Regions from separate parts of the Homo sapiens genome. Here region 2 is linked to region 1. The links are chromatin loops, found by intact Hi-C in ENCODE. Cell type or tissue: endothelial cell of umbilical vein. All regions are shown on one strand. Each heading gives the region's core, and the rest is flanking DNA. Links, peaks and the distances in the headings are about the cores only. Region 1 has its middle 260 kb from the start of LINC03106. Region 2 holds the start of TUSC1 (tumor suppressor candidate 1).

Evidence for each region. Peaks named below come from ENCODE experiments on the same cell type or tissue, not always from the same donor. Only the 100,000 strongest peaks of a DNase experiment are listed, where the experiment ranks them.
Region 2: it touches region 1 in a loop (2.8-fold over the local background); 1 of 110 quality-filtered maps calls a loop at or near these places.

What each region holds. Positions count from the first base shown.
Region 1 is chr9:26,325,449-26,328,360 of GRCh38, forward strand. No RefSeq gene overlaps it. Among named protein-coding and RNA genes, the nearest start is that of LINC03106, 260 kb to the left of the region's middle. In endothelial cell of umbilical vein, for the core only: a CTCF peak has its summit at 1,237 (motif pointing left); a DNase peak (open chromatin) is centred at 1,203; H3K27ac peaks cover 453 bases.
Region 2 is chr9:25,676,940-25,679,851 of GRCh38, forward strand. It overlaps TUSC1 (tumor suppressor candidate 1), which reads right to left and starts at 1,505. Exons shown (of 1, transcript NM_001004125.3): 1 at 30-1,505. The coding sequence starts at 1,373. The coding sequence ends at 744. In endothelial cell of umbilical vein, for the core only: no CTCF peak of the experiment used is centred there; DNase peaks (open chromatin) are centred at 622 and 1,492; H3K4me3 peaks cover 1,680 bases; H3K27ac peaks cover 1,901 bases.

The sequences.
Region 1 (2,912 bases), core at 247-2,746:
AGCCTTTTGTTGCTTCTGTCTCCATAAAGTAATCTCAAATGATAGGAAAAGCTTTAAGATTAAAGTCAGACACACATGGATTCAAATTATAACTCTGACAGCTCAACCAACTATATGAACAGGGGCCCTCTATCCATTTGCAGAGCCTCAATTTATTGCCTATCTGGCATTTTCATCCAGATACAGTAGAAAAGAAGTTACAAAAAAGGAGGACATTTCTTAAGGGCAAAGAAAAAATTTTAAATTAGATAAGAAGAAAATCATCAACCACCCTACATTTATATGTCTAGGTTTTCAACATACTGAGTCATGGCTTTCCATGATTCTAACTTGCAATAGCTTGAATAGTAAAGAATTTCCAGAGCCAGTCACTTAGCAGAGGTTCAATAAAGACTTGAGAAGCTGGGAGATTTGGAATGAACCCAGCCTTTAAAATCAGAGAGCCCTAAGTTTAATTCTTAGCTCTGCTACTTGCTGGTTGGGTGATTTAAGGTGGTTGTCTGACCTCTTTGGCTCTACTTTTTCCTCTAAAAAACAATATTTATAATGTTCACCTCTTAAAAGTGTCATAAAAATTAAACAGGATGAATTGTATAACGTGGTAATTCCAGCATAAAATAAGTATTCAATAACTATTAGTTCCCTTACATCAACCAACTATAATTTCACAAGGATTCCTGGCCGAGAAGGTAGTCTCAGGACTTAGGTGGAAAAATTGAACATCTTTTAAGTGACCAACCCTAAAGCTATATACATCAAATTTTATGTCACAATTTACAATCCACACCAAGCTGCTTTTCTGTCAGGGAACCAGACAGACCCAAAATGCACAGAAAACATACAAAAGGAATCCCATCATTGACACAGCCTGTCTAATCATGAACCCTTTTCTTATTTCAAAGACAAAAGTCTACCTAGAAGGACCAAAGTGAGATTGATGCAGCAATGGGCAAATATGCAATATTGTGATCAGGGATCCTAGGTCCCTCCCTCTATGCATTTTGCCTTTAATGTTCTCCATTTTTTCCATGGACGACAGGGACATTGGGGGAGAAAAAGATATTTTTTATAATTTTCATCAAAAAATGGCATTCGGAGTCAAAGGTACTGAATCAGAATTGAAAGAACGAAATTGTTTCCCAGTGTCCTTTCTACTGTTTGCAAAGGACAGTTTCACAAACCCTGGGACTTGGTGAGCATTTTTTCTGCAAATACACACTGCCCTCTGTTGGTAAAATGATGCACTTCCACGCTGCTAAAAGCGCAGCAAAGATCACCTAAAGATCAGCTGCAGCTCTTAAATAAAATTACTGGAAAATGGTAAATTTTCTGTCTTAAACTTTCAGGGGCCCATTTTATCCTAGTCAGCACAAAAGAAAAGAAATTAATAACAAGAGACCTACATAAAATCTAGTGCTACTAAGCTTATTCCAGATATAATTGGTGTGAGAGATTTTTTTTAAAAGGAAACAAAAGACATACATTTTATTAAAACAAAAGGTTTTCATTTAAAACTTTTTCGTTTGTAGTTCTAACCCTCACTATGATTGTCAAGAGTAACCTAGGCAGCTTCACTGACTTCCTTCCTATAAGACTGAAAATTGTCACTTCTTACTTGCAAAGGAACTAAAAATATCCTGCTTAGCCTTTGGCTTTGAGGACTAAAATGCTTCTGATTGGAGTGTAAAAGCAGGGGAAAATGAGATTCATATGTGCTATAATGTTGTCTAATGTTTCCACTCTAGTTCCTTAAGTATAACAATTTTTAAATCATAGTAACTTCTTAATTCCTAATAGTACTGTTAAGCAAAACCAAATACACCCAGATATTCAGTTCCAATGTGAGGCTCTTACCAACTCCAAGGAGCCGGTGGAAATACAAAAAAAGAATTGAAAAAAAAATGTAACCAAATAGTAAAGGAACAACGTTAACATATAGGTTCATAAGTGACAGTATTTGGTAAACAAAGGTAAGATAAAAATGAAATAGAATGCATACAGATATTATTCAGATACTCGAAGCTGATGTGGAATGTTCAAGGGAAACACAAAAGAATCTCTCTGGAGAATGAATTTTCGGCTATGTTAAAATCCGTAGTGAGCAATCTGACTGCAGTCATAGACTCAATTTTAAAATAAACTCACAGCAGGCTTTTTATTATACTGTATATGTAATGGTAATGTGAACGTCTCCTCAGTTTGTTCAATTGCTTTGACTCCAGGAAGAGCGAACCAGATTTCCAAATTAGAGAAGAGCCTTCAACAGTGATGCATTTGTAGCCACTGAGTTATAGTACCTTTTTGTAATTCTAAACAAATAAATCCACTGGAAAATCTTAACTAACAACTGGAATTGATAAACTATTTACATTAAAAATGTAATCTGATAATTCATCTTATAAGCAGATCCACAATAGCTCCACCTGCTCTATAGATAACCAAGGGTATTCTCTAATAAGTAGCTCCCCTGTTCCCAGGAAGGAGTCTGAACAAGTCACTAAGTCAAACCCTGTCCCTGGAAAGCCTGTTCCAGGAGGAAGAGAGGTAAATGGCTGCCAGTGGGCAGTTCACTCCCAAGAAGAAGAGCAAGGCTCAAATGGGCACATCCATTGAATTATCCTTCTTGAATTAAGTAGTCAAATAAGTAACTCTACGTCCACAGGTATAGAGGGCGGGTGTAAAGTGCAGAGAGAGACCAAGCGTGGGTTTAAAACTATCTCCACATGGAAATCAGAGAAATGGGAAATGTTTCACTCTGAAGTTCCCTAGTTCGGTCCTCTTATACCATTCTCATTTAACTACCAAATCTATAGCAAACCAGGGGTGTGTTTAGCCCCTAAAAGGAGGTGATCAGGTTTTATCACCTTCATGAAGCTGTTCTCTCAATGCCAGCGCCAGCCCTTGAAGGTATT
Region 2 (2,912 bases), core at 165-2,664, 650 kb before region 1:
TCAAATAATACTCGCCGCAACCTTTCAGATAATTTTTAATGCACCAGATTTATTTACCATTTCAAAAGATCACGATATAGGCAGATACCTTAAAAATTCTCTGGGGGCAAACAAATCAGTATATATTAGATGTACAGGGACTGCAGCCAAGACAGGCATGAGTTCCTAGGTTATAAATATCATCTTTATAAAAAGTGGGTATTTTATAGGACATCCAAGTAACACCGACTTATAAAAGCAAACACTGTACTTAAAATGTTGGCCACATATGAAAGAATAGCTGAAGGCTTTAGGGGATTGAAGAATGGATAAACTCAACCAACTAAAAACACATTACTCATCCCTCAGAACCAAAATACAGGAAAAAAAAAAATACAACAGGTTCGCACAACATCCAGAAAAGTTCAGGGAATATGAAGTGTTTCTTGGCACCCAGTTCTCGCTGTTTTAAAATCCGTCCCTTCGTTGTTGGCTAGGCCTCTCTCCAGGGAAACTAGCCGGGGCAAGAGGCAGGGGAACTGTACATGTGGGAGGTCCTGAGGGCCCTTGCACCCACTCGACCTCCACCAAGCGGATGGCCAAGCGCCACCCGGAAGTGTCCACTGGTGGGGGCGGGAAGGCACCGTAGTCCAAGGTATCCGCGGGCAGGGAGCGGGCCAGGGCGTGCGCGAGGTCGGGGGTAGCTGGGAACGGAGGAGGAGGGGCCCGCTCGAGGCTCCGCCTCTCACCGGCTGCGGCCTCGGCTACAGCCAGGGCCCAGAGGGCTCCGAGTCCCGGGAGCGGAGGCCGGAGTCGGGTTCCTGTAGAGGCTGCTCCTCCTTGTCCCCGCTCGGACGTGGTCCCCGCTGCTCGAGGTGCAGCTGCAGCAGGGCCCGGCGGTACATGGCTTCCAGCTTCTCAAGTCGGGCCCTCAGGGCCCTGGGGCTGCCCGGCTCGTCCTCTCGGCCGCTGTCTCTAGCCCTCCGGTTCGTGCTGGCCTCTTCAGGGACCCGGCGTGCCTCCGCGGGCGTCCCGTTGCCGCCTTCGCCGGGGAGCCGCAAAGCCTGACGGAAGAGGCTGCGGTTCTCGCGCTTCAGCCGCCGGTTCTCGAGCCGCAGCCGGGCGTTCTCCTGACGCAGCCGCGCGTTCTGCCGGTCCCACTCGTCCCGCGCACGGATGGCCTCCAAGTGGCTCGCCGCCAGGTCGGCAAACCGCTCCTCCAGCTGCTGTCGGGCGCCGTCCGCGCGGCCTCGCCAGCCCACGCCGCCGCCGCCGCCGCTGGGGCTGCCCCCACCACGAGCCCGGCCGGAGCGGCCTGGCCCTCGGCCGTCCGCAGCACCGTCCCCGCCGCAGCAACTCCCGCGCCTAGTGGCGCCACCACGCATGCGCCACATCGGTCCCATCCCAACCGCGCCGCCAGCCCCGTGGGCTGAGGGGCCGCGCGGCCAGGCGCGGGCAAGTTCGGGGCTGGCAGGGCGGCCGGGGTGACGACGGAGGAGGAGAGGAGGTCGCGGGCGGCGGCTGCTGGCTTAGAGCCAAAGGAGGCCGGGAATTTGCCCAGACTGAGGCGTGTCCTGTCTCCTGTGGTGGAGCTGCCCCCTGGGCCTGCTCTCTCCAGGCTGCGCTGACACACAGTTCCCCCGGGGAGTGCTTTGCTGTTCAGCCCTCCGGCTGCGCGGGAAAAAGCGTGTATCCTCAGCTGAGTTGTGCCAGGGCGCTTCCGTGCAGGCCTGGGCACTGCAGGAACTAGCCGTCCTCGCCCGCTCCGGAGTGCAACCACCAGTGGTTACTTTGCTCTTTACACGGCATTCTCAAAACTAATGATAATAGAATGATCGGTTCTGAGACAAAGCTATGGGGCAAGTTGAAAAGCTCTAAGTGCTTCATTTAAAACCCAGTGGTTTAACCCACCCCTATGTTTAATAAAACATTAAACAGAATTGGGCTGAGTACCTGTCATGGGGTTTCCCGGTGGAAACACCTGGCTCTCCAAAGAATGCAGTCAATTCCCAATTTGTGAACAGCCAGGAATTCACTCTGTAAATTGTTCAGAACGCTATAGAAACTAGGTCATACTTAGTTGATTTGTTCAGGCCAACCCCCAAAAGCTATGAAACAAGAAGTGCTCTGTTTATTGAAGAAACTGAATACTTAGTTCCAAAGTTTCTGGGATCAAGGATGTACATCTCATTGAATGAATCATTCCTTCTTGTAGGGTCTCAACCTACATAGTAACTGGATGATTGCAAAGTAATTTAAGGATTAGGTACTGACGCCAGAATCTCTTAAGCAAGTATGCCCTAGCAAGAATCTACATGTCTAACAGGGTCCCAGAGAATTCTCAGGATAACCAAAATTTCCAAACCACTGGAGCAAGTAACGAACAAGAAAAACATATAAGTACATACATGGGGTCTTCATTGACAAGTACAAATAAGGGGAAAATATTTGCTCAATTTTTTTGTACTTTTATTTTGTTAGGCAAGATCTTAAGAGACCACAACACCAAATGTGTTCTCAATTATCTCATTTTATCACATGAAAGATATAATTTTGGAATTTCAAAAAATATAAATTTAGTTTTAAGAAGGACCACATTCCAGGCCGGGCGTGGTGGCTCACGCCTGTAATCCTAGCACTTTGGGAGGCCGAGGCGGGAGGATCACAAGGTCAGGAGATCAAGACCATCCTGGCTAACACAATGAAACCCCGTCTCTACTAAAAATACAAAAATTAGCCGGGCGTGGTGGCACGGGCCTGTAGTCTCAGCTACTCGGGAGGCTGAGGCAGGAGAATCACTTGAACCCGGGAGGCAGAGTTTGCAGTGAGCTGAGATTGCGTCATTGCACTCCAGCCTGGGCGACAGAGCAAGGCTCCTTTTCAAAAAAAAAAAAAAAAAAAAAAAGGAGCATATCATTCTTGAGATGGGAGTT